Linked DNA regions of Mus musculus: region 1 is linked to region 2. A link is a loop called in an ENCODE intact Hi-C map of the cell type or tissue named here. Cell type or tissue: left cerebral cortex. All regions are shown on one strand. Links, peaks and the distances in the headings refer to the core of each region. The heading gives the core; the rest is flanking DNA.

Region 1 (8,000 bases), core at 1-8,000, 100 kb before region 2:
GCCCACACTGGAACCATGCAGTGACATAATGTCAGGGGCAGAGGCAGCCTGGGTACCTGAGCCTCTGCGTTCAAACAACAAAGAGTCCTAACAGGTGAAGGACGAGCAGGGGCTGAGTAAGGGGAGAGGCCTGGCTCCCAGCAAGATCACGTACAGTTTACACACACTATGGTCTGAAAACAGTCAACCTCAATATCAAGTAGCCCAAAGCCACCTGAGAAGCAGACCTGGAGCTTGCTAACAAAGGAGCTGGCACTCTGGGAGGGAAGGTCTATAGTTCAGCAGCAGGACCCCAGGCAGGGGCAGCAGACTCACCCACTCCTCCTCATGCCAGTCCACCTGCAGGGAAGACCGGCTGCTTCTCCCCGCCCACCTGGCCATCAGGGTGTCCTGGTCATTCCGAAGCATCACCTGCTCCTCCTCAGTCGAGGTAGGGGAGGCCTTGGAAGCGATGTAGTCGGGCCGAGCTGCATTCAGCCCATGGATGGAGTTGGCCAGCAGCTTACAGTCACAGACAGTCACCAACTGCCGAGTCTGCAGGTTCACACAAACCAGGGCTGCTCAGTGTGCTCTCTTGCAGAAGGGGGGAGGCAAAGGCTAAGTTCCTCCCACCCATCCTGTTCCATGCAGCCTGCTAAGAAGCATTCTCAAGGGTATCTAAATACAAAGGCAACATGGGACAATCTCAGCAAGAACTTTCCTGCAAGACTAGAGCACATGGGGGCTGCTTGAGACCTGTTTATCCCAGAAGGGGTCAAGGAAGATTAGAAGGGGCTAAAGAATCCTATGTGTCATTTTCTGGCTCTGCTTGACTTTGACCCTACATCACTGGAGAAAAGGGCTCATTTCCAGCCTTGGCAACAGGGTGCACTGTGCCTAGCCCCTGGGGGTGGTTCCCAGGGATCACACATTACTTTGGTTCAACTGGGCTCCTGGCATCACCACTCTCTCTCGCCTTGGAGACTGCAGCGGGAGCTCGGCTGTTCCTAGCTTTACTGCTAGGAACTATCACTTCCTTTCCCAGTGGCCCTGGTCTGTGGGGACCCATGTGAAGAATATAACACATTCTGAGCAGGAACAACAGCACCCAGCAGCAAGACAGGTGTGGGTGGGGAGGTGCAGTGGGAATGTGTCTGAAGGGAAAGAGTACCAAGCGTCAAAGGCGGCTCAGCCACTCTCTCAGTATGCAGACATGTTTATGTAATTTTTAAGTCAGGATTGAGTTGTGGTTAAACAGAACTTTTAAAATTAATTATATATAAGCCAATAAGGTTATACTGCTCATTTCTTATGACTGAATAATTGCTCTATAGGTGCTGACTAAGATGTCACTACAGAAGCTGTAGTCTGTGTGAGTCCCAGGAAAGTGAATGCAAATTTACTTGCTGGAAGACGCATCAACCCATTGGCCTAAAGCTACAATCGGGGCTCCAACTACAAGCAAGTCACAGACTTCCCTACAACTTTATGGATTTAAAAGAAAAGTTTTCAAGGTCACCACAATGGCTCTCCATTTGGCTCTGGGCACTTCCGGGTTACCCTGGGTGGTCTAGTAGCTTCTAGAAATGTAAGAGACCTCTCCAACCCACACGCAACTGGGCAGCCCCTCCTACCTTGTCTGCCAAGATGGCGAGAGTCCTCTCAAGGCCAGTAGCTGACCTGTCCTTCGCAGCCCTTGAGAGCCGTTCCGCGTAGTAGCTGACCTGGGTTTTTAGGGTGTTGATCTGGGCAATGATCTCCTTGGCTCGGGTGATGTCCTGTGGTATGTAGATGATGGACTGGCCACTAGAAGATGTACTAAAAGGAACAACAGGTCCTAAGGGGCTCTCCAAGTCATCCAAGCCACCCACAACTCTCCCTAAAATAGAGGGGTTTTCTTGGTAAGTTTAATCACTGATGGGCAAAGGTCAATCTTAGAAGATCCTTTTTTATCTAAAGAGAAGTGTAAAATGTATATAAGACTAAGACTTTTATGTGTACTTGTACCTGTACGTGTCTTTAATTTACTATATAAATGTACATGTATGTGTATAAATACCTTGGAATATCACTATAATAATTACCCAATGCTGGGATCTTACCTAGGAACTTCAGTAACTTATAATCAGTCCTTCAGATCTGGGGTCTGCTTACAACTACCATAGTCTAACGGACATATATGTGTAAACTTCTCCATTTGGTCAACAGGGCCTTCAGACTTCCTGTAAGCAGCCTCACATAGTCCTCCCATGTATTAACTTGAGCAAGTTCCCAACAACAGGTTCCTTTCTCTCTCCTGTTTCAGGCCTTCCTTATGCTGACAACACTGCATTAGAGAAAGCTGAGGCTGAGCCAGCCAGAGGCAGGCCCAACAACTCAATGCCTCTCAAACTACAGCCCCTCCTCCCGCCCACCTCCTCACCACTGTGCAGCACTGTAGATGTGTCTGGGAACCAGATGTCAAAGGGCCAGGCCAGCTGCTGCCCAGGTAATCAGGAGCCTGTGAGGGGCCAACTCCATATGCCCTGGCTTCACAGGCGGGCCAGCATGTGTGGCCATCTGAGGTGGCAGATAAGCTTATGTCTCTTAGCTCAGGTCCCAATCAATCAAGCATTATAAAGTTGTTTTTGAGACCATCTGAGAATGCTTGAGAAAATGAGACATAAAAGTCACCAATGCAGGAGTGGTGATTCTGGGATGTGAGGACAAGGGAGGGAATGCTCTCCCTTCTGAAACGAAGGGCTGGCCTTGAGTGCCAGGGAGAAGGGGCACCGTGGAGAGCAGAGGGTGACTCTCATCACACCCTACCTCACTTGCTGGAGATGAGAGTCACCCGAGACCTCTCCAGGGAGGCCCAGAAGCAAGTCAGGAAGAAAACACCACTCCCCTTTGTCTTTCTGGACTACAGGGCAAACATGCAAACACCACAAACCAAACTGCCCCAGAGAGAACCACCACCGCCACAAGCCCACACACCACAGCGGACACGATGGGTCTGCAGAAGCCCATGCAGCAGATGGCGACTGAGCCTGGGCAGCACAAGCATCATTCCACAGCACCGCCCGCAGAAGCTACTTTCCAATCTGCAATCTCTCTCCCAAATGAATAGCTGTCGCTTGGGACAATCAGGTCTTGGAAATACATTTTGAAGAAGAATTTAAAAAATAGAATCTATTCTTTCTGGTCCTCAGCCTTGAGAGTCTACATGGACTATGTGCTGTGTGTAGATCTACTGTTGCATATGTCCATGGCTGTGCACACTCTGTTACGACAACAGCCACAGGATTGGCACATGGAAGTACATTGAAATTGGCAGTACAAGTTGGCAAGTTCAAAGAACTGCTCTTGGGAACATCAGGAATGCATACATGCACGTACTTAACTCCAAAATCAGGAGCCGCACAAAGGGGTGCAGAGGTTATGCTGCCTTGCGGTACACAGGCCTCTGTGGGAGGGGACTCTGTGTTCTACTCCCAGCTCTTCCTGCAACAGCTCAGGAGGCAATGGCCTATGTGTGATGCTTAGGCTTCATGTTAGACTCCCATCCAGGGTCTGCTGACCCATCCATACACACAGTGGAGGCCACGGGCTAAGCACCTAGCCACATGAGTATCAGAGTGCAGTGCCTAATGTGCACTTGCTCTGGATACAGAGAGTAAGGCTGCTAGTGGAGAGTCCCACGGAACCAGGTCCACCACCCCTAGGGTTGGATCAAATCTTTGAGATTTGTTTGCCCCCTTCTCCCAGGCTAGAAGGTTCCCGGCTGTCTTGGGAGCTTGGTTCCCTGGAGAAGAGAGTGGAATCATAGGAGTAACCAAACCCTTCCCGAGGCATGGAAGATTTAGAGTCTTCAGTTAACATGGAACCTGATGAACTTTCCAGATACAGTGCACATGAAGCACCTGGGTTGACATTTACCAAGAGCCCTTGGCTCTCCATGCTCCACTTGCTGCTCATCCCTCAGACCTTAGGCATCTGACTCCTCCTGCTATGGGAAGGAGTGAGCCTCCGTTCAGAAAGCCCAAGGAGGGAACAGGGATAATATTCTGAGGGGCTGTGGAGGATGAAGTGTGAGTAGCGTCCTTCCCAGATGCTGTCTTCCCTCCCTCGGGACTTCAGGGAAGGGACCCCACAAGGGAAAGCTGGCGAAGCTTCTTCTTGGGTGTGTTTGTGAGGACTCAGGCTTCCTGACATTGTGTTTCCAGCAGAGCCCTAGTATGTCAGTGAGGGTCTAGGCCCAGCCCTAGCAGCATTTGCCACAGGGCCATGGGGCCTCTCCTGATGAGTTGCTGGTTTCCCAGTCTGGGACTAATGAGGAGATCCTAGACAGACATGGTGGCTTCTGGCTCCCATGTAACTCTCTGGAGGAAAAGGCCACTCAGCTCTTGCTCTGCTGCCCAATGGGAAAAACTGACCTTAACATCACCATCATTAAAATCAGCACAGTACAAAAGTATTACAAAATGTAAACTGGCTCCATCACAGAGGGAAAGTGAAAACTCAAAGGCTCGTGCTGGGCCTGAGTGAACTGGGCCTGATGAATACACAGTCTGTATTCCTGGCTACTAAGGACCGAGGCAGGAGGATTACAGAGAAAAGCCTTGGCTGTAGGATAAGTTCAAGGCCAACTTGGGGATACTTAGCGAGCCCTGTCTCAAAAGAAAAAAAATGTTAAAATGGCTGAGGTAGCATGTGGGGATAAAGCTTTGCCTACCAGGTATTGAAAACAAAAAAAGGTTCCCAAATGGCCTTGGATGGGTAAGACAGCTCACTGTGTAAAGGTGTGTGCACTGAATGTACCAAGGGGCTGATGTGATGCCCTGGCACCCAGGGCTCTCAGTGAGCTCTTCTGCATCCTTCGAGGAGGCAAACTGGGCCCTGTGTCCACTGAGTGCAGGAAGAAAATGCTGTCAGGCCATAAAGGAGGCTGCAGATGGCAGAATGGCTATTCATTATCAAAGAACATTGCAGCTGGAAGGAAGAGCTCTGCTGACTGGGAGCCACGAGGCAAATGGGATGGAGCCACCCCAGATGAAGGACAGCACAGGCTTTCTCTACACAAGAGCAAGAATCAACGTACACTCTCTCCACAGACAGAAAACTCACCAACACTCCTCAAAACTGCTAAAGAAAAAAAAAAAAAAAACCAAATGAAGCATTAGCGATTGTTAGCAAATACCACAGGCAAAGCACAATTTAAAGGCTGACTGGCATTTTTTTTTCTCTCTCTAAATACTTGGATGTAATTTGTTGAGGCCATGACTACAGGAATAAGCAAACTTATGAGTCTAAAATACTTATTCCCTGGAGTGAGTCTGCGGCCTGTGCTCAAGCCCCAGGGACATCCCACTGGGGCCCAGAACATGTGTCTGCATGTGAAGGAAAGCTCAGAGAGCACAAACTGCTGCAAAGGTGGGCTTGTGACACCACTGCTATGTTAATAATATCCATGAGAATACCTGAAAGACCACAGAGGCATTGGGAAACCAGCTCTCAAGCCAAAATGTAAAGTTATCTAGTATCAAAGCTGCCACCTTTCACACACAAGGGACAACCAGGTGGCCTCCTGACTGGTCACCTAGAACGAATGGACTTTCTCTGTCAGGAAGCCATGTCACCTCACACACTCACTCTTCCCACACACACTAACTATGATGGAAAATTTACTCTTCTTCCTGCTCCCTAGGATGCTGTGGACGTGAACAGTAAGGAAAGCCTGAGCACGGGGCTGTCTGCTCTGTAGGAAGGAGTCAGGGCTGCCTGATAGACTCACTAACATGCTGAAATGGCTTTACTGTGCCCAGCTTTTCCCTGCTTCTCCTCCCCATATCCAGGCTAGGTGACACACACTGGAAGGGCAAGCACTCTGAGATGTCCTTTTCTGCTTCCTGCTCCGTCTCTGGCACCGCTGACATCAGTGGCACTCTGACCTGCCTTCCTGACTCCACAGGCTCCTCATGGGCCCCTGGTCTAACTGTCCAGCATCCTGACCCAGTGGTGCAGTACCCTCACTCTGGCCACAGCAGCAGAACCGGACAATAATCAATCAACACCCACTCATGCTAGGACCCTCCTCCACCTGCTTCTACCTGTCACCATGTAGGAGTCTCTGGGAGTCTCTGGACCTTTGCTTCCTATCTCAAAAAGCATTCCACTCTCAGATCAAAGGCACATCTTGCTGAGGCCTCCTGGTAACACTTGGTCTTAACCCCTCGCACTTGACAGCCTCTGTGCTCACCCACCTGCCGCCTTGCCCCTTCTGGGGTCAGTGACCTGCTCTGTTCTCTCTCCCTTACCTGACACACATGCGTGCTCCATAGAGGCTCAGTCAGACTCTGAGCACAGTCTCCTTGCCAGTGCTTCCCACTGCACACTCAGCCCAAGGACCTCACAAGACTGTCACCCTGCTCATTTTTACACTCATACCCTCTGATCACATTTACATTTTGCCAGGTGACATTCTGGATGATAGATACCCAAGGAATGCTTCAACTGGGAAGCCTTTCCTCACCCTGCCTCTCTGGCAGTTTCTTGCTCAGGACAGAATTGACAACCCTCTAGATCCTTTTAGTAGTGGGAACACTTGCCACTGCTGTCCTTTAGGAAAGGACACAGAGTGCTGGGGGCTTTAGGAACTACAGAAATGATCCTTGAAAGTACAGTTTGTCAGAGGCTTTCCAAGCCTGGTGCTCCAACTGCCCAGAGACTTCAGAGGAGCTGAGCTCTCAGGCACTGCACGCGGGTGGCCGCCTGAAGCAGCTCCCTGGAAAGACTAGACTAGTGGCCAGGCGCCTCACCACTCCCTCCCCTCAGCCACACACACACAGAGCAGCACAGGGTCCCTGAGGCAGCTCCTCCAGCCACGCAGAAGCAGATCAGATGGCTGGATGCTTTTGCAGTTCCGTTTGATTCTCGTTTTAACTCACAAATGTCGGACACAGCAATACGAGGACCACAGATACCCTCCTTCACTTACTGTTTCTTGGCCTCTTCAAACTTGTGCAGCTTTTTTCGAAGACCTCCTGACTTAAAACCTTGGCAGTGTGCTGCTGGGGCTCCAATAGTGACGACATCGTAGTTCTGATCTGAGCAACAGAAAGCTTTCCTCCGTTACTCTGGGGTCAGGCCTACAGACAAGCCAGCTATGGCAGCATGGATAGCATTGTGGGACCTATAGCCCACATGTAAACAGCCTCTGGCTTCCTAATCCTACATCCAGAGGCTGAAAGAGGGCTTGCTGAATCCAGCACTAACTATTCAGTAAGAAAGCCGAAAGGTAGAGCCGCTACCTGGGATGCTAAATGCCCACTTCCTCCCTTCTCAGGAAAGAGTCAATGACCGGCAACTTTCTGCCAGAAAAACAAAAGGAAGCTGAGATATCTAAGAAAGGGGGTTGGACTTTGTAACTGAAAAATTTCAAAGGTCCTTGGGTATTGGAGAAGGGAGGGAGGGACGGACAGACAGACAGACACACTCTTGCTGCTCAGCATACAGGAAAAATGGGCCAGATATAGGGCAACTCAAAGACCAAGTATACAGGAAGAAAGAAGCAGATCACAACCCAGCAATGGGGTGAGAAAAGCAAGTACCTGAGCCTCCATCATCTTGAACTCGCATCCGTTGTATGTGCAGGTTTGTGGGAACAAATTCTAACTTTTTATCTGCTTTCAAACTGCTTGCTTTAAAGGAAGGACCTAAGAAATAAAACAAGAGAGCAGCCCCATCAGTATGCACCATGCGCACCTAAGCAAGCACCCAGAGGTGCAGCTACACGGAAGCAGGCCTGTCTCAACAAAGGTCTGGTAGACTGAGTGTCACTTAGGACAGTAGGCTGGAGGACAGTTCGCAGCAGGGGACTGACTCTGAATGCTCTCTGCTGAGCAGAGCCAGAGATCATCAGCTTGTAGAAGGCTAGAGTGGTGGTGAGGCCACTCCTCCTGTAACTCAGCTCAGAAAGACATGCTACACAGATATGACTGTAGATGGGGTGGTGCCACCACCACAAAAAGCCAGTGGACCAC
Region 2 (17,082 bases), core at 5,576-13,575:
TTAATGCAGTAAATCTTTTAGAAGTGGCTGGAGTGATTAAGCCTTCCAATAGAGTTGCCAATATTTTTCAACAGATACAATTAGTTTTGTTATCTAGAAGATTTCCTGTTTATATTACTCATGTTAGAGCCCATTCAGGCCTACCTGGCCCCATGGCTCTGGGAAATGATTTGGCAGATAAGGCCACTAAAGTGGTGGCTGCTGCCCTATCATCCCCGGTAGAGGCTGCAAGAAATTTTCATAACAATTTTCATGTGACGGCTGAAACATTACGCAGTCGTTTCTCCTTGACAAGAAAAGAAGCCCGTGACATTGTTACTCAATGTCAAAGCTGCTGTGAGTTCTTGCCAGTTCCTCATGTGGGAATTAACCCACGCGGTATTCGACCTCTACAGGTCTGGCAAATGGATGTTACACATGTTTCTTCCTTTGGAAAACTTCAATATCTCCATGTGTCCATTGACACATGTTCTGGCATCATGTTTGCTTCTCCGTTAACCGGAGAAAAAGCCTCACATGTGATTCAACATTGTCTTGAGGCATGGAGTGCTTGGGGGAAACCCAGACTCCTTAAGACTGATAATGGACCAGCTTATACGTCTCAAAAATTCCAGCAGTTCTGCCGTCAGATGGACGTAACCCACCTGACTGGACTTCCATACAACCCTCAAGGACAGGGTATTGTTGAGCGTGCGCATCGCACCCTCAAAGCCTATCTATTAAAACAGAAGAGGGGAATCGAGACTCTACCCCGAGCACCAAGAGTGTCTGTGTCTATGGCACTCTTTACACTCAATTTTTTAAATATTGATGTTCATGGCCATACTGCGGCTGAACGTCATTGTTCAGAGCCAGATAGGCCCAATGAGATGGTTAAATGGAAAAATGTCCTTGATAATAAATGGTATGGCCCGGATCCTATTTTGATAAGATCCAGGGGAGCGGTTTGTGTTTTCCCACAGAATGAAGACAACCCATTTTGGATACCAGAAAGACTCACCCGAAAAATCCAGACTGACCAAGGGAATACTGATGTCCCTCGTCTTGGTGATGTCCAGGGCGTCAATAATAAAGAGAGAGCAGCGTTGGGGGATAATGTCGACATTTCCACTCCTAATGACGGTGATGTATAATGCTCAAGTATTCCCCTGCTTTTTTACCACTAACTAGGAACTGGGTTTAGCCTTGATTCAGACAGTCTTGGCTCTGTCTGGACAGGTCCAGATGACTGACACCATTAACACTTTGTCAGCCTCAGTGACTACAGTCATAGATAAACAGGCCTCAGCTAATGTCAAGATACAGGGAGGTCTCATGCTGGTTAATCAACGCATAGATCTTGTCCAGAAACAACTAGATGTATTATGGCAAATAGCTCAGCTGGGGTGTAAACAAAAGTTTCCGGGATTGTGTGTTACTTCCATTCAGTACTAGGGCAGCTAATTTGTCAAAAAGTCTTTTTCAGTATATGTTACAGAATTGGACGGCTGAATTTGAACAGATCCTTCGGGAATTGAGACTTCAGGTCAACTCCACGCGCTTGGACCTGTCCCTGACCAAAGGATTACCCAATTGGATCTCCTCAGCATTTCCCTTCTTTAAAGAATGGGTGGGATTGATATTATTTGGAGATACACTTTGCTGTGGATTAGTGTTGCTTCTTTGATTGGTCTGTAAGCTTAAGGCCCAAACTAGGAGAGACAAGGTGGTTATTGCCCAGGCGCTTGCAGGACTAGAACATGGAGCTTCCCCGATATATCTATGCTTAGGCAATAGGTCGCTGGCCACTCAGCTCTTATATCCCATGAGGCTAGTCTCATTGCACGGGATAGAGTGAGTGTGCTTCAGCAGCCCGAGAGAGTTGCACGGCTAAGCACTGCAATAGAAGGGCTCTGCGGCATAAAATGAGCCTACTCTAGGGAGACATGTCATCTTTCAAGAAGGTTGAGTGTTCAAGTGTCCTTCCCCCAGGAAAAACAACACGGGACCAGACCAGGACCCCTCTGGGTGATGAGCCTGGGAGGAGGTTATGTGTACGGCTCCTTTACCTACACACTGGGGATTTGACCTCTATCTCCACTCTCATTAATATGGGTGGCCTATTGCTCTTATTAAAAGAAAAGGGGGAGATGTTGGGAGCCGCCCCCACATTCACTGTCACAAGATGGCGCTGACATCCTGTGTTCTAAGTGGTAAACAAATAATCTGCGCATGTGCCAAGGGTATTTTACCACTACTTGTACTCTGCCTTTCCCGTGACGTCAGCTCGGCCATGGGCTGCAGCCAATCAGGGAGTGATGCGTCCTAAGCGAAGGTTAACTCTCCTAAATAGGGACGGGGGGTTTCGCTTTCGTTTAGAAGGGGGCTTTCGTTTTTGGGGCTTGGGGTTTTGCGCTCCTGCTCCTAAAGATGTAAGCAATAAAGTTTTGCCGCAGAAGATTCTGGTTTGTTGTGTTCTTTCCTGGCCGGTCGTGAGAACGCGTATAAGAAGAAGGGAGAAGGAAAAGAGAAGAAGCGAGAATGATGAGAGTCCTCGGGCAAAGAGAGAGCACTTGAACTGCCAGCCTCCATCCACTGCTGACTCCGAGTCATTATTGAATAGCGCCAAGCCCATCCCCGCCTTTCTCAGGACCCTCCTCGTGCTGAGGCCGGACCTTGGCAGGGTGACACTGGGGGAGTGAAAAGGAGCAATGTATCTGGACATGAGCTTTTGTGACTCTGCTTCCTGATTGTTGATTTCACCAACCACCTCCCGATCCTGCTGCCACTCCCTCTCACCACTGTGGGCTGCACCCTCAAGCCCTTCCTTCCTTAAGTTGCTTCTAAAAGTTGAATTTTATTTATTTGTGTTGTGTGCCTGTGTGTGTGTTCATGTGTGTGTGTGTGGGTGGGTGTGGGTGTGCTGCACCACACATGTGGAGGTCAGGGGACAATGTAGAAGTCAACTCTCTCCTTCCACAGTCTTGGAGGTCTACTACAGGTCATCCCTGTGGATTTGTGTTTGTTCATCTGCTTACTTAACTATGTAAGGCAGAGAGTAAGCTGTTACATTTACTACCTATCTTAGTCAGGATTTCCATTTCTGCACAAAACATCATGACCAAGAAGTAAGTTGGGGAGAAAAGGGTTTGTTCAGCTTACACTTCCACATTGCTGTTCATCACCAAAGGAAGTCAGGACAGGAACTCACTCGGGGTAGGAACCTGGAGGCAGGAGCTGAGAGGAATGTTGCTTACTGGCTTGCTTCCCCTGGCTTGCTCAGCCTGCTCTCTTATAGAACCAAGACTACCAGCCCAGAGATGGTCCCACCCACAAGGGGCCTTTCCCCTCTTGATCACTAATTGAGAAAATGCCTTACAGCTGGATCTCATGGAGGCATTTCCTCAAGAGAGGCTCCTTTCTCTGTGATAACTCCAGCTTGGGTCATGTTGACACACAAACCCAGCCAGTACACTACTGAAGAGATGATATAACCTGCTGCCCCATGAATAGTGCAATTAGACACTCATGCACAGTAGGGAATGTGACAGGCCCCCCAGACTTTAAACAACTTGACCTCATGTTTGAGGTACCATTCTCCCCTCGGATCCCATCACAGAGACCCCAACACTTTGCCAAAATAAAAACAAAGACCTGTCATAGTCCACAGTTCTAGGAAAGTCTCTAATTATACTAATCTTGCTTTCATGGCTTCTCTACTTTGGCTTATTACTAGCTGTTCTTGTTAATTAAACAGTGTCAAACCAGGATGGAGTTTTTGAGCATAAAAAGCCAAAACCAGAAGGCTCAGGCCTGCAAGATTTGGGCCAGTTCCCTGTGCAGCCGCTGGCCTGTAAAGAAAGACTTTACATTTGGCTTTAAGCATGTCTGTGTCCTCTCTGGTTGAAATAGCTCAAAAACAATGACATTTAACAAGTAGAGACTTAAGGCAAAGCAGTAAACAGAAGACAGAGAGACTTAAAAACATCAAAATCACAAGGACCTCAACTGACCAGGACAGATGGGGAGGACCCAGATCTGGTCACCAAAGGTTCTGAGAGTCCCTGGTCCAGGAGTATACTTACATATTTTGTAAATACATATTTTTATATAAACAAACAAATATGCTCAGGTGCACTAAAGAAATAGTAGTAACAGAAGTACTACAGGCTTATGATCTGACATTTCTAGAAGTTCCAATGAATAATGTTGGACAAAAATAAAGGTGGTGTTAAGGTTTGCCATGATCTTCCATTACATTATCCATGCCTCTTAGAATGAAGGTGGACAGGATCAACAAAGACAGGGTCAGATTTACTCTGAGATCATTTTTCAGGGTCACAGTCTTAATCTGATTTGCGTTGCTGTAGGAAGATACAGGAGACTGGGTAATTTATAGAGAACAAAAGGTTTGTGGTGATGCATGCCTATAATCCCACCTAGTCAGGAGAATAAAATCAGGAGAAAACTCAATCCTGGAAGTTCGAGAACAGCTTGGGCCTGGTGTAGCAGCACAGGACTTTAATCCTGGTCCTTGGGAGGCAGAGGCAGGTGGATCATGGAGAGTTCTGATCTACAAAGTAAAGACCAGGACAGAAGGGCTGTATAGAGAGATCCTGTTTCAAGACAGCAAACAAAAACAAAGAAACAGTTTGGGCATCATAGCAAGAACACATCTCAAAACCAAAACAACACAAAAACCCCAAAATGAAATAAAACAAACAAAACAAAACAAAAACAAAGCAAAACAAATAGATGGAAGGCAGGAAGAAAAGAATGAAAAAAAAAGAGAAGGAACAGGCAGGATCCATAGGTGCAAAGCCAGCCTATGCTACATAGACATTCATATCTTACAGTTGTGTAGGCTGAGAGTCCAAGGCCAAGGGGCCCATATCTGGTGTCTTAGTTAGGGTTTTATTGCTGTGAACAGATACCATGACCAAGGCATCTCTCTCTCTCTCTCTCTCTCTCTCTCTCTCTCTCTCTCTCTCTCTCTCTCTCTCTCCCTCTCTCTCTTTCTCTCTCTCTCCAAGACAGGGTTTCCTCTGTGGAGCCCTGGCTGTCCTGGAACTTACTCTGTAGACCAGGCTAGCCTCCATCTCAGAAATCCACCTGCCTCTGCCTCCCAAGTGCTGGGCTTAAAGGCATGTGCCACCACTGCTTGGCTCCAAGGCAGCTCTTATAAGGACATTTAATTGGGGCTGGCTTACAGGTTCAGAGGTTCAGTCCATTATCATCAAGGTGGGAGCATGGCAGCTTCCAGGCAGACAGGGTGCAGGAGGAGCTGAGAGTTCTACACCTTGATCTGAAGGCTGCTGGCAGAATACTACGGTTCCAGGAAGCTAGGATGAGGGTTTTAAAGCCCCTGACCACAGTAGCATACCTATTCCAATAGGGCCACACCTTCTAATGGTGCACTCCCTGGTTGAGCATTTACAAACCATCACATCCAGCGAGGGCCATCTGACTTCCCTAGGTGTGTGTAAGCTAATGGTGAGGGCTCCATCTGCTATGCCTCCTCCAGCCTTCTCCCACAGCCCCTCTCCTGTGAATTTTCCTCTTATGCAAAACAAGCAGGCCTCATCAACAAGTGCCCCAAATATTGAAAATTTAAGAACATTTTGTTTGTTTGTTAAGTCAGGCTCTTAGTATGATGGCTTGGCTAGCCTGGAACCCTCTATGTATGTAGACCAGGCTGGTTTCCAAATCACAGAGACCTCTCCTGCCTCTACTTCCTGAATCCTGGGCTTAAAGGCGAATACCACCACCTTTGTGGAGAAAACAAGAACCTAATTCTGTACTATGCAAAGTGTGTCTAATTAGAACTATAGAATTCAATAACTGCCTCTGCCCTCCCAACCCCCAATATTGTTGCTAAAAACCTAACTTAAAGAGTGGTGACGGCTTTCGTCTGTAGTTCCAGAATGCAAGAGGCTGGCACGGGGAGATTATCAAGAGTCTGACATCAGTTTCAGCAATGTTGGGAGTTTGTGGCCAAATAGCAGGGGACTCTCTGTGCAGTTCAGCTGCATGGGAAGTAGGCTGGGTTGTCAAGGTGACCACAGGTACTAATGAGCTTTGTGCTTGTTTTAAGTGTCTGGGAGGGGCTCCCAGGTGTTCAGCGTCCTCAGTGTGATGTTCTGTCTACACAACAATCTCAAAGGCATTGGCAGTGAACCCTTAGCATCAGCCACTTCACGTCCTGTTTCTTCCGGGCATGATCATGTTTTTAATGTTGGGGAACACTGGGTCGGAGCAACCTTAGGCATAGGCCCATTGGCCACCGGAGTCAATGACGGGAGTCCAATGAGCTTGGACTTCTCAGTGCCAAAAACTATAAGAAAAAGAGCGAAGATAAAGGTTAAGAAGAGCAATAACACATTTGTAGTGGTTTGTATATGCTCGGCCAGGGAGTGGAACTATTAGAGGGTGTGGCCCTGTTGGAGTAGGTGAGGCCTTGTTGGAGTGGGTGTGGCCTTGTTAGAGTGGTGTGGTCTTGTTGGATTGGAATTGGCACTGTGGGTGTGGGCTTTAAGACCCTCAGCTACCTGGAAGTCAGTATTCTGCTAGCAACCTTCAGATGAAGATGTAGAACTCTCAACTCCTCCTGCACCTTGCCTACCTAGGCACTGCCATGCTCCCCACCTTCATGATAATGGCCTGAACCTCTAAACCTGTAAGCCAGCCTCAATTAATTGTCCTTTATAAGTCTTGCCTTGGCCGTGGTGTCTGTTCACAGCAGTAAAACCCTAGCAAGACAACACTAAAAAGGTGATACTTGCCCAGCTGCCTGGGGCAGGCTATCAACATGGTGAGCTGATGGAATGTTCTCTTTGGCTGCAGAAGAGTGGATGGACACTCAGTGCTGTCCAGAGGACAGGAGGCTCTTTACTCCTGGGCTCCTCTTCAATGGATCTGGCCAACCTTAGATAGGACAATACAAGGAGAAAATACTGTCTATTCACACTTAGTTGGATCTGTAGGAGGGACAAGCAAAGATGTTGTTTCCTGTAGTTCCATTCAGCAAAGCATCCTGGACTCAGGCTCTGGAGCTGTTGTGGGTTAGTGGTGTTGCAGCCAACAGCTGACCTCAGGGCCATTGCAACTGTTTGTCCCTGGTACAGGCCAAGGGATCTCAGGTCAGCCAGTTCCCAAGGCTCCTGTAGTTGTGCTGGCTGCCTGGGATCCTACCAGTAGAAAAGAGAGGTGGTTAGAAGGGGGGAGGGGTGCCCATGGTAGATCACACCTGTATTTAGCATTCAGGAGGCTGAGGCAGGAGGTTGGAGGTCAGCCTGGCCTGTACAGATATTATGTCTTACAGTTCTTGGGACTGAGAAGTCCAAGCTCCAGGTCATTGACTCTGGTAGCCAATGGGCCTATGACTAAGGTTGCCCTGACCCAGTGTTCCCCAATATTGAAAACATGATCAGGAGGAAACAGGACCTGAAGTGGCTGTTGCTAGGTGTTCACTGCCAGCACCTTTGAGATTGTCATGTAGTCAGAACATCACACTGAGGACACTGAGCACCTGGGAGCCCCTCCCAGACACTTAAAACAAGCACAAAGCCCATTAGTTAGTACCTGTAGTCACCTTGACAACTGAGCCTACTTCCCCATGCAGCTCCAGAACTCCCTGGGGGCTGGTGAACTGAACTGCACAGAGACAATCTCCTGCTATTTGGCCTCGAACTCACTATGTTGCTGAAATTGATGTCATACTCTTGAAAACACAGATGAAAGCCATCAAGCTTACCCAGGACTTGTTCTGGTTGGCCACTGCATATCATCCAGGATGTCATCGAGAACAGCATAGACAGCGTTCCCTCCAGTAGCGCTGACTGCTCAGTCTCTGGCTCGGAGCCGGAGGAAAAGTTAGCCTCTTTAGTGACCATATTTGTTCAGGGATATCACGCATGGTTGCTCTAGTTTGGCACCTCCACCAAAGCACACCCGTGAAAGGATTGTTCTGTTTTGATTACGCTAATCTCCCAGCAGATGGCAGGAGAAGATCTCGTTCTAATAAGTGATTCTAAGCGATTTGACAATTTTCACCAGGAGCTGAGAGTCTTACCTGGACAGAGTGGTTGTGTATTAGCCCCTTCCCCACAGCAATACAGTCAGGGGTTCTTCTTCAAAATATTAATCTATTTTTATGTTATGTATATTGCTGTTTTGCCTGCGCGAACGTGTGTGTCTGATACCCATAGAGACCAGACCAGGGCGCTAGATCCCCTGCAACTGGAGTTACAGATCACTGGGAACCACCAAGTGGGTGCTAGGAATTGACTCCAGTTCCTCTGACGGTTTTCAGGCACGTGTGTCTTGCCATTCCTTTGTCTATGGACATGATAGCTCATTTTGCTTGTTTATTTGTTTGTTTGCAACATTGAAAATCTTAAGGAATTTTACACTCGTTGAGACATTAAAGTTATTCAGTAGCAACTGGAACAAGAGCTCAGAAATGGAGTATATCATTTTGAGGCATTGCTGCAGCAGTATGGGGGAGCTGAGCCGTGGCATCTAATTCAGAACCGAACCCCCACAACCTCCCACCTCCCACCCCTGTCTTGGGGAGAGAGAGGTGGCTCAGAAGTTAAGAGCATTTGTAACTTAGAATCACTTTGTAGCGCGAGATCCTCTACTGCCATCTGCTGGTAGGTTGGCATAATCAAGGCAACGGAACAATCCTTTCACTCTGAACCAACACGGTCTGCAAAGAAAGGCTAACTTTTCCTGTGGCTCTGAGCTAAAGACTGAACAGTCTGCACCACTGGTGGGGACTCTGTCTATGCTGCTCCTAATGACATCCTGGACTATACGCAGTGACCAATCAGAAGATCTCCTGGGTAAGCTTGATGCATCTACTGTTCCCCTTAGATGGAGCACTTCTGTAGGGGATGAGTCCTTGGTATGGTTAACAGGACTGACTTCATTGTATAAAGCAGAGTCACAAACATCACAATAGTGTGCTGAAGATTCGTCCCGAGGGATCGTATGCTTGATTTTACTCCTCATGGATGACGATTCTGAGTGTACTTGTCACGGGAAGCCACTGCTCAGTTGAAGGCTACAGTTTCCATTTTCCTCTTCCCATCCAACCCCCGTGCCTCCATCCTGAAACTAGATGTTCACTAGCAGGAAGATGGACATCTCTTAGCCGATATGACGAAGCAGCAGTACCTCCCCAGCCCTTGGGCTCTTTTGGCAGCTGCAGAGCTCAGACATCAAGAAGAAGACAAAAAGGAAAACCAACACTCTCAACTAACCCTGACCCCAGATAGCTCCCAGAGACCAAGCCACCAATCAGAAGCATACACAGGCTGGTCCGAGGCCCCTGGCACTTAAATAGCAGAGGTCTGCCTGGTCTGGCCTCAGTGGGAGAAGATGGGCTTAGTCTTCTTGAGGCCTCAGGGAAGGGTGAGGTTTGGTAGTGGGGAGCACCCTCTTGGAGGCAAAGGGGAGGAGGAATGGCACGAGGAACTATGGGAGGAGGGAGGAGGGATTGGGAGGGGGTGATGACGGGAATGTAAATAAATAATTTTAAAAATAAAAGTAAAAGAGGACAAAAAAAAATAGTAGTGCAGGTCATACTGCACCAGGTCTGTGCCAACCAGGAGCATCCTCCCTGCGGGGAGGCAGAGTAAGAAACCTACTGCATCTGCCACCCAGTGTTGGGATCCATTTATCCCAGCAGCCAGCACCTTCTGCATAGATGTAATTTACTCTTCACTAATGCAGTCTGTCTGCTGGCAGCCAGCTAGTGATGCCAAGGACAGAGACTTTAGCAACCTCTGTGAAGGAAAAGTGTTTTAGGCAAGATTGTCTAGAGTAACTGAACTGATAGAATATAACACACACACACACACACACACTGGCTAGTCTAACCGTGGCTATCTGCGTGCTGCAACTGAACTAATAGAATATATAATATACTAATACACACGCACAGGCTGGCTAGTCTAACAGTGGTTGCATGCCACAGAGGCCAAGAGCCTCTCAGAGTTCTCCTAATCTGGGACTAAAGTCCTGGAAGCTCCCTGGAGAGCTGCTGGTACTCAGTCCATATTGGAAAGGTAGAAGCTGGAGTCTGATGCTCAGAGGATGGTGGTGGCAGCAGAGGCAGCACAGTCAACAGGATAGATGCACATACCAGCTAGAATGGAAGGCAGTCAGGCAAACTAGACCCCACTCCTGACTTTCTATAGATGGGCCACCCCTTAGAAAGCACTGTCCTCCCTAGGGAAGAGTCTTCTCAGTTAACTCTTCCTGGAAAAGGCAGACCTTCCCTGAGGTGTGTCTCCTCTTTGTTGATCCCAGATCCCATAAAGCTGACAAGATAAACCATCACAAGTGTAGAATTAGAGATGGTTACTTTTCTCCTGTAAATTGATGCAAGGCTCTTCTTCCTAAAGTTCTGAGCAAAGGGGTATTGTGGCTGCATGGTATTCTGTGGGGATGTGATTTGGAAGGCTATCTTCAGCTCACTGTTTCAAACACGGAGTGAGATCTTTGGTGGGTACAGGAAATGGTAGAAAGCCTTGGGCAGGCACCTGATCAGGTGCAGTTTGGGGGCCTGAACCATCTCCAGTGTCCCTTTGTGCTATAAAAACATCATATATAAGGGGGTGAAGCCATGGGAGGGAGTATCATGGCATATACTGGAATCTAAAGGGGGCTCAACACACCTTCAGGCCAATGTCATTACTTTAAGGGCTGTGTATGAGTTAGTCTTCTGTGATAAAACACTGTGACCAAGGCAACTTATAGAAGGAAGGATTTAGCGGGGGTGAGGCTTCCACTAAGAGTCCACTCTTTCATTAATAGTCCACTGTGGCAGAGAATTGTGGCAGCCAGGAACAGGAAACTGAGAGCTGTCTTGAACCCCAAGCACAGAAAAGAGAGAGCAAACTGGACATGGAATGGGGCTTTTGGTGCCAGTGCTGGCCCTTAGTGACATACTTCCTCCGACAAGGACATAACACCCAAACAGAGCTGTTGGCCGGGGGCAACTGTTCAAATGCCCAAGACTATGAGAACATTTCTCACTCCAACCAACATAGGGTCCAAGTGCCTCATTCCATCTGGTTGCCTGGTTCCTTGGAACTCAGAACATGGGTTCTCCTTGTTTGTTGCTGGGTTAGGAAATTCTCTAGCTTGTCCTTTCTGCTTTAGCATCATTGTGGGTGAGCCAGGGCACAACGCTGAACTCTCTGTTGAGAACCTAATCTAAGAATTCAAAGGTCCCAAGGGAAGTTCCTGTCTAACCTCATCACTACCAGCTCATTGTGAGTGTCACCTCACAAGTGACATTAATGATTCATGCCAGGCCTGGGATTTGGGGGGTACTAACCTATGATACACTAAATTACACACTTAAAAGCATGAACCAAAGAGACAAGAGAAAAATCGAGTGTTACCAATTGAAAATGCTACAAGATATATAATGTTAATATTTATCATTGGTTGATGCTACTGATTTGGGCTATCCTAATGGTTTATTTGTGAGTGAGTGTGTGTGTGTGTGTGTGTGTGTGTGTGTGTGTGTGTGTGTGTGTGTGTGTGTGTGTAGGGATTATAACATGAGTTCTGGTGATGGTGGTATCCATACTATAAAAGGTAAGCCCAGGGGAGTTTCTCGCTCAGAGCCAATGGCTGCCCACTGATCCTGCCTCCTCAGGATCAAACCTTTGAATTCTTAGATTAGGTTCTCAACATTAAAACCTGTACTACCATAGCCCCTGTAATATAGTATCTTCTCATGTTAAGACAGTCTGAACATGGCTGTCTGCTGTCTAGTAAGCTTCAGTTGGAGAGTTCAAATCAGGTTCCTGTCTCAGTTCATGACTTCTGTCCACATCATCTTTTGGCTCCAGTTCCCGCAGCTGAGTATTATGTTACTGCTGGTTTTTGTTCCAAATCTATGACTGTAACCTGATTGGTCTGTCCCATCATTTTACTGAGTGACATCATTCGTTAATATTGCTGGGTAAGTTGACCATTTTGATCCCTGAGCTCTGGCTGAGGATGAGATGTTGTCCAACCACAGCTACCAAATCCACTCATGTCTCTTTCGAAGGGAAGCTTCTATTAGAAGAGGCTAGGGATGGCAAGAAATGCTATGGATTAATATTCATCCTTTTGTTACTGATTTATGAGAACACCTGATGTATTAAATATTAGTCTTCTCTCATATAACAACTAATTTGAGGTCAGAGAAAAATGAGTGCCTGCATGCCTCCTTGGTTGCTTGTGCTTAACTTGATATATTTACTCTTACACAATTTGGGATGCCCTGCCTAGGGAATGGTGCCACCCACAGTGGGCTAGATCTTCCCAAATTTATTAACTCATTCATTCAAACTTGACAATTTCTCCACAGACAATTTCTCACATGTCTACAAGCCAACCAAGTTCAGATAATTCTTCATTGACACTCTCCTCCCAGGTGGTTCCAAGTTGTGTCAGGTTGACCATTAGAACCAAGTCTCATACAGGTTGTTTCCTAAATGTGTTTTGCTAAGTGGAATCTTGGCATTTTGACGCACAGGTGGTGAAGCACAGGATAACTATGGGGAGCTCTGATAAAAGCATTTGTGTGTTTCCTCATCCCAGTGTCCCAGAGTAAAACCCACAGTCCCTACAGTAGAGTAGGGACTCCTCTTCACTGACTCAGAGACACTTCGAAGCAGTGATAAAAAAAATCCTCTGGCGTCATAATGAACCTGATTCTGAAAGGTATTGCTCACAAACACTCTAATGTCTTTGTGAGAAAACATGAGTTAAAATAACCAAGTGTTTGGTCTATAGGTAGACATGCCCAGTAAAATGACCTCCCCCAAAGGCATTTATAAAATGTTTACAGCAACGTGACTGAGAATAACTGAGAATAGAAATTTGCACACATGTCCCTAACCAGAATGAATAATTCCTGCTACGTTCAACACTCAATAATATGCAGCCATGAGACTCTCATAGACTTCTCCTCCACGTTGAACATCACAGATCAATCTAAAAAACAAAATTATGATGACATTTATATGGATTTCAAAAATGGGCGAAACTAAATCTCTAGAGATTGTAATAAAAATATGGTTAACTTTAGAGTGTGCTAGTGTCTGAAAAAGTCCACAGGGAACCATCTGCAGTGCCAGAGTTGTGCCACAATGATCTGGGTAGTGAGGACACGTCTACATGTGAATATCTGTCAAGCTCTGGGTGTAGGAGCCACCTGCGTCACTGTACAGAGGTCACACAGCAACTAAACATTCTCTGAATCCCGTGGTCTCACTCTCTCTCAACCACTTTCACCTCAAAGTTGTAAGTATCTCCAAACAGACCAAGAACAAAAATGTAGGCCAAGTATTTTGTTATGAGATGAAACTGTCAGAAATAACAAAATGTTACTTCTATAAACCATACACCTAGATCAGTCTATGTGTGGGTAAATATATCACAAATAAAAAAGCCCCGACTCGACACAGATACTAACCATGGTGAAAATCAAAGACTGATACATTTAATCTTATAAAAACAGAAACTTGGCTCCAGTTCTGGCTTTAAGATTTGTGAATGTGGCTCTATCTACATCAAATAATTCACAGATGTCTCCTGGAATTCTCTCGTAAACATATCTGTCCTTTCTCTCTCATGAGCTTATTTATCCGGTTGTTTATTTTCCAGATACTTACTCATAGCATGAGTGTGACTCAATGACCTTCACATTGCAGAATCTAATGCTATTTGATTTTTTAAAAAAAAAAATTTCTAGATGGCTTTCATTTTGGCCACTGGCCAAACCATTTTGTGTCCCTTTGACATAGCCATTTGTGGTTTTCCAGCATTTTCTATCTTCACAAGATGGTCTAGGTGTATGGTTTATTTTTCTATGCACCAGCTCCAGAATCATCCTGGTTCTTTTAATTGGAGAAAGATATTTAGATACCAGGATGGGTGTTTATTGTGTCCTTTGCAAAAGATATTAATCAGAGCTAGAAATCTATATTTGTACACACACACACACACACGATCTCTGTATCTGTCTGTCTGTTATGTATATATGTATATAAAGAAACACATTTATATTTTAGGGTTTGTTCTTGATCCCTGTGATGGCGGCTTTAATTCTCAACTTGACCCAACATTGGAGGAGAGGCTCAATGAAGGGCTGTCTACACTGGGTTAGCCTGTGGTCTGTAGGGGAAGGGCTGTCTACACTGGGTTAGCCTGTGGTGTGTAGGGGAAGGGCTGTCTATACTAGGTTAGCCTGTGGTCTGTAGGGGACTGTCTTTGTTGATTGATGTGGGAGAATCCAGCTTACTGTGGGTGGCCCCATTCCCTAGGCAGGGAATCTGAACCATATAAGAATAGTGAGGTCAAACTGAGAACAAGCAAGGAAACAGGCACACATTCATTTCTCTTGGCTCTTGACGGTGGGTGTGATGTTATTTGATGTCTAAAGTCCCTGCCTTGTCTGTAATCTAGAACTGTAAGATGAAATAAAGCCTTTGTTACAGCAACAGAAATGAAACTAGAGCATCCTCTTATTTGAAATTTCTTTCTCTATGGTAAGCTTGTCTTCCATTTTTACCATCCATTCCATTATCTACTGCCCTATACACAGTATACATATAATTTCAGAATTATTCACCAACAGATTCACCATGTTAAAGAATTTACAACTAGAGTGTGTGTTTGTGTTAATTCCTTCTGTCTTTGGATTTAGAGTTTTAAAAGATACTTAGCCATCATTTTGCCCTAAAGTTTCAATAAGATTAGGCCCTGTGTTTGCAATACAGTTAGACTCATTTGTTAGAATCTTCTTTTCTTCCTGGAATGACACTACATCCTTATTTATATTGAAAAATGTTGTTTTCACTAAAGTTTGCTCTTTTTATCTTTGAGTTAGGGTCTCACCTAGCTCAGGCTACTCTCAGATTCTATACGCAGCTGAGGCTGGCCTTGAATATCTGATCTTCCTGCCTCCATCTCCCAAGCGCTGGGATTATAGGTATATGCCATTACACCTGGCTTAAAGTTGACTCTTAATGACGTATAGCTATGGGAGTCCAGGTCACGTATGTACAACACCAGTACTGTAAAAAAAATTGTGTCACAACAAGAATTAGCTCCTTTGTGACCACCCACCAGCCTCTCTCAGCTCCCGAGGACCACTGAGATCCTTTTCATCTTTGTGATGTACTTTCTCTAGATCGCCATGACAACAGAATGGTTTTTACATGGACCAGTTTAACAGTTTGTTCGTTCCTATCTCTGGGCAGCGTTGGATTGTATGGATTTGCTTTCCACCTGTTGAGCAGCAACAGGGTTCCATCAGTGTGTGTGTTTATAAATAAAGCTATTATAAACATTCATGTACACATTATATTTCAATAGTCTCCTCGAATACTGACATTTATTTAGGGCTCTTTCCTGGACATATCCCCAGTGCATGGAAAATGGGACCTAAAGTATGTGGAAGACATTGCTAGTTAAATTCAAGGTTCTTCTTTGTCCTCATTCTTCTAGAACTTTCCCTAAGAGGCAACTGGGGAAGATTGGAAGGCAGGCAGAGGGAGAGTGAGTGGACTTTCTTCTGCTTGTCTACATGATCCTCTGGCTATAGAGCCTAAGTACCACTTAGTAGTGGTTGCGGTGACAGCAGCCACTGCCTGCTCTGGTAAGGCAGTTGCTTCTAGCTTCATGTAAAAACTCTAGAATCTCACCTACAGAGCAATGCTACTCCTCAAATATCGCTCACATCCCTTTGTTTGCAGATGTCTCTAAGTTCCTGGGGTATCAGAGATGGTCAACAGTAACTCACCCTGAGAGGTGTGAGTTCTAGTTGCGGGGCGACTCCTCCGAACACTTTTCTTTGTGTAACTCCAGGGCTGGGGTAGACAGCTCCTTTATGCACTTACCATCCTGAATAATGTCCACGTCTATTTCTGCTGATCTGTCTGTCCATGTAGTCACTCCCTCTGATACATGCTCTCTGGTAGAACATATTGTAGGTCATATATTTGTCCTTTGCCCTTGCATTCTGATAGCTCCTCTTTGTTGCTTTTAGGATCAAGGTCACAGTAAGCATTGGCTCATGTCTCTGTGTACCCAGGACATTGTCTCTTCTGCTTCTGACTGTGTACGTGTCTTCCCAGAAGCATACATCCCCAGTTCATCATTGCCTGATCTTTCTAGGGAAGCCATTGTTTGAGGAATGCACCCTGGGGCTGAATCTTCCCTTAAGACAAGAGCTGAAGCAGGAGACATTAGCACATTTTAATCCAGGTCTTTATCTTTCCCATATAAATATAGGTGCAGGCATAATTGATAGCTAAGGCTATTAAAATGTATTCATTGTCATAAATATTCAATGTTAGAGAATACATAGCACTGCAGATTACATTCTGCTGGTCATATGAAATTGAATCTATGCTCTTTAATAGACCTGGACCTTCTAACCATTTAAAAGCATTAAGCATCAGATGCCCCCACAAGAAATGGTCATGTGACCCACAAGAAGAGACCCAACTGCATAATTGAACATAGAGGTTGTTTTTTTTTTTTGTATGAAGTACATTAGGATTCAATTATAGATTATGGCATCTACCCATTGAGACTTCAATATTGTCCAGGAAAGGGTTGGGAGAAATTTGTTTCGTAGAAAGAAAGGAGGAGACGGAGGAGGAAGAGAGAAGGAAGGAAAGAGAAAAAGGAGCAAAGATGGGAAGGAAGAAGAACTTCCAGCCTGCATTTAAGTGAAGGATGGAACACCTAAGTCCTTGTTCACAGTCTCAGAACCCAAGGGCAAAAATGTGAATGGAGTTCTGGTTGCTAGCTTAAAAAAAAAAAAAAGTTCTTGCAATATGCAAGCTTTCAGCTAGCTAAGAGCCTGAGGATGCAGTTCCATTGGGGGCTTGAAGCTTTTTCAGGGTAAAGGTGCAGGTTACAAGGCCATTAGCCATGAGACTCAGCTTTTAAGTTTCACTTTTCAGCTTTAAAAAATATGTATTTTATGTGCATGGATGTTTTGCCTGCATGGATGTCTGTGTATGATGTGTGTATCTAGGGCCTAAGGAAGCCAGATGAGGGCACTGGATACCCAGG

What was found. Peaks named below come from ENCODE experiments on the same cell type or tissue, not always from the same donor. Only the 100,000 strongest peaks of a DNase experiment are listed, where the experiment ranks them.
Region 1: it touches region 2 in a loop (2.3-fold over the local background); 3 of 42 quality-filtered maps call a loop at or near these places.

Annotation. Positions count from the first base shown.
Region 1 is chr1:37,371,375-37,379,374 of GRCm38, reverse strand. It overlaps Inpp4a (inositol polyphosphate-4-phosphatase, type I), which reads right to left. Exons shown (of 26, transcript NM_030266.4): 12 at 7,569-7,673; 13 at 6,956-7,064; 14 at 5,086-5,103; 15 at 1,614-1,797; 16 at 316-534. Among named protein-coding and RNA genes, the nearest start is that of 4930439A04Rik, 41 kb to the right of the region's middle. In left cerebral cortex, for the core only: no CTCF peak of the experiment used is centred there; DNase peaks (open chromatin) are centred at 1,072 and 3,017; H3K27ac peaks cover 884 bases.
Region 2 is chr1:37,264,214-37,281,295 of GRCm38, reverse strand. No RefSeq gene overlaps it. Among named protein-coding and RNA genes, the nearest start is that of Inpp4a, 27 kb to the left of the region's middle. In left cerebral cortex, for the core only: a CTCF peak has its summit at 8,629 (motif pointing left); a DNase peak (open chromatin) is centred at 8,614.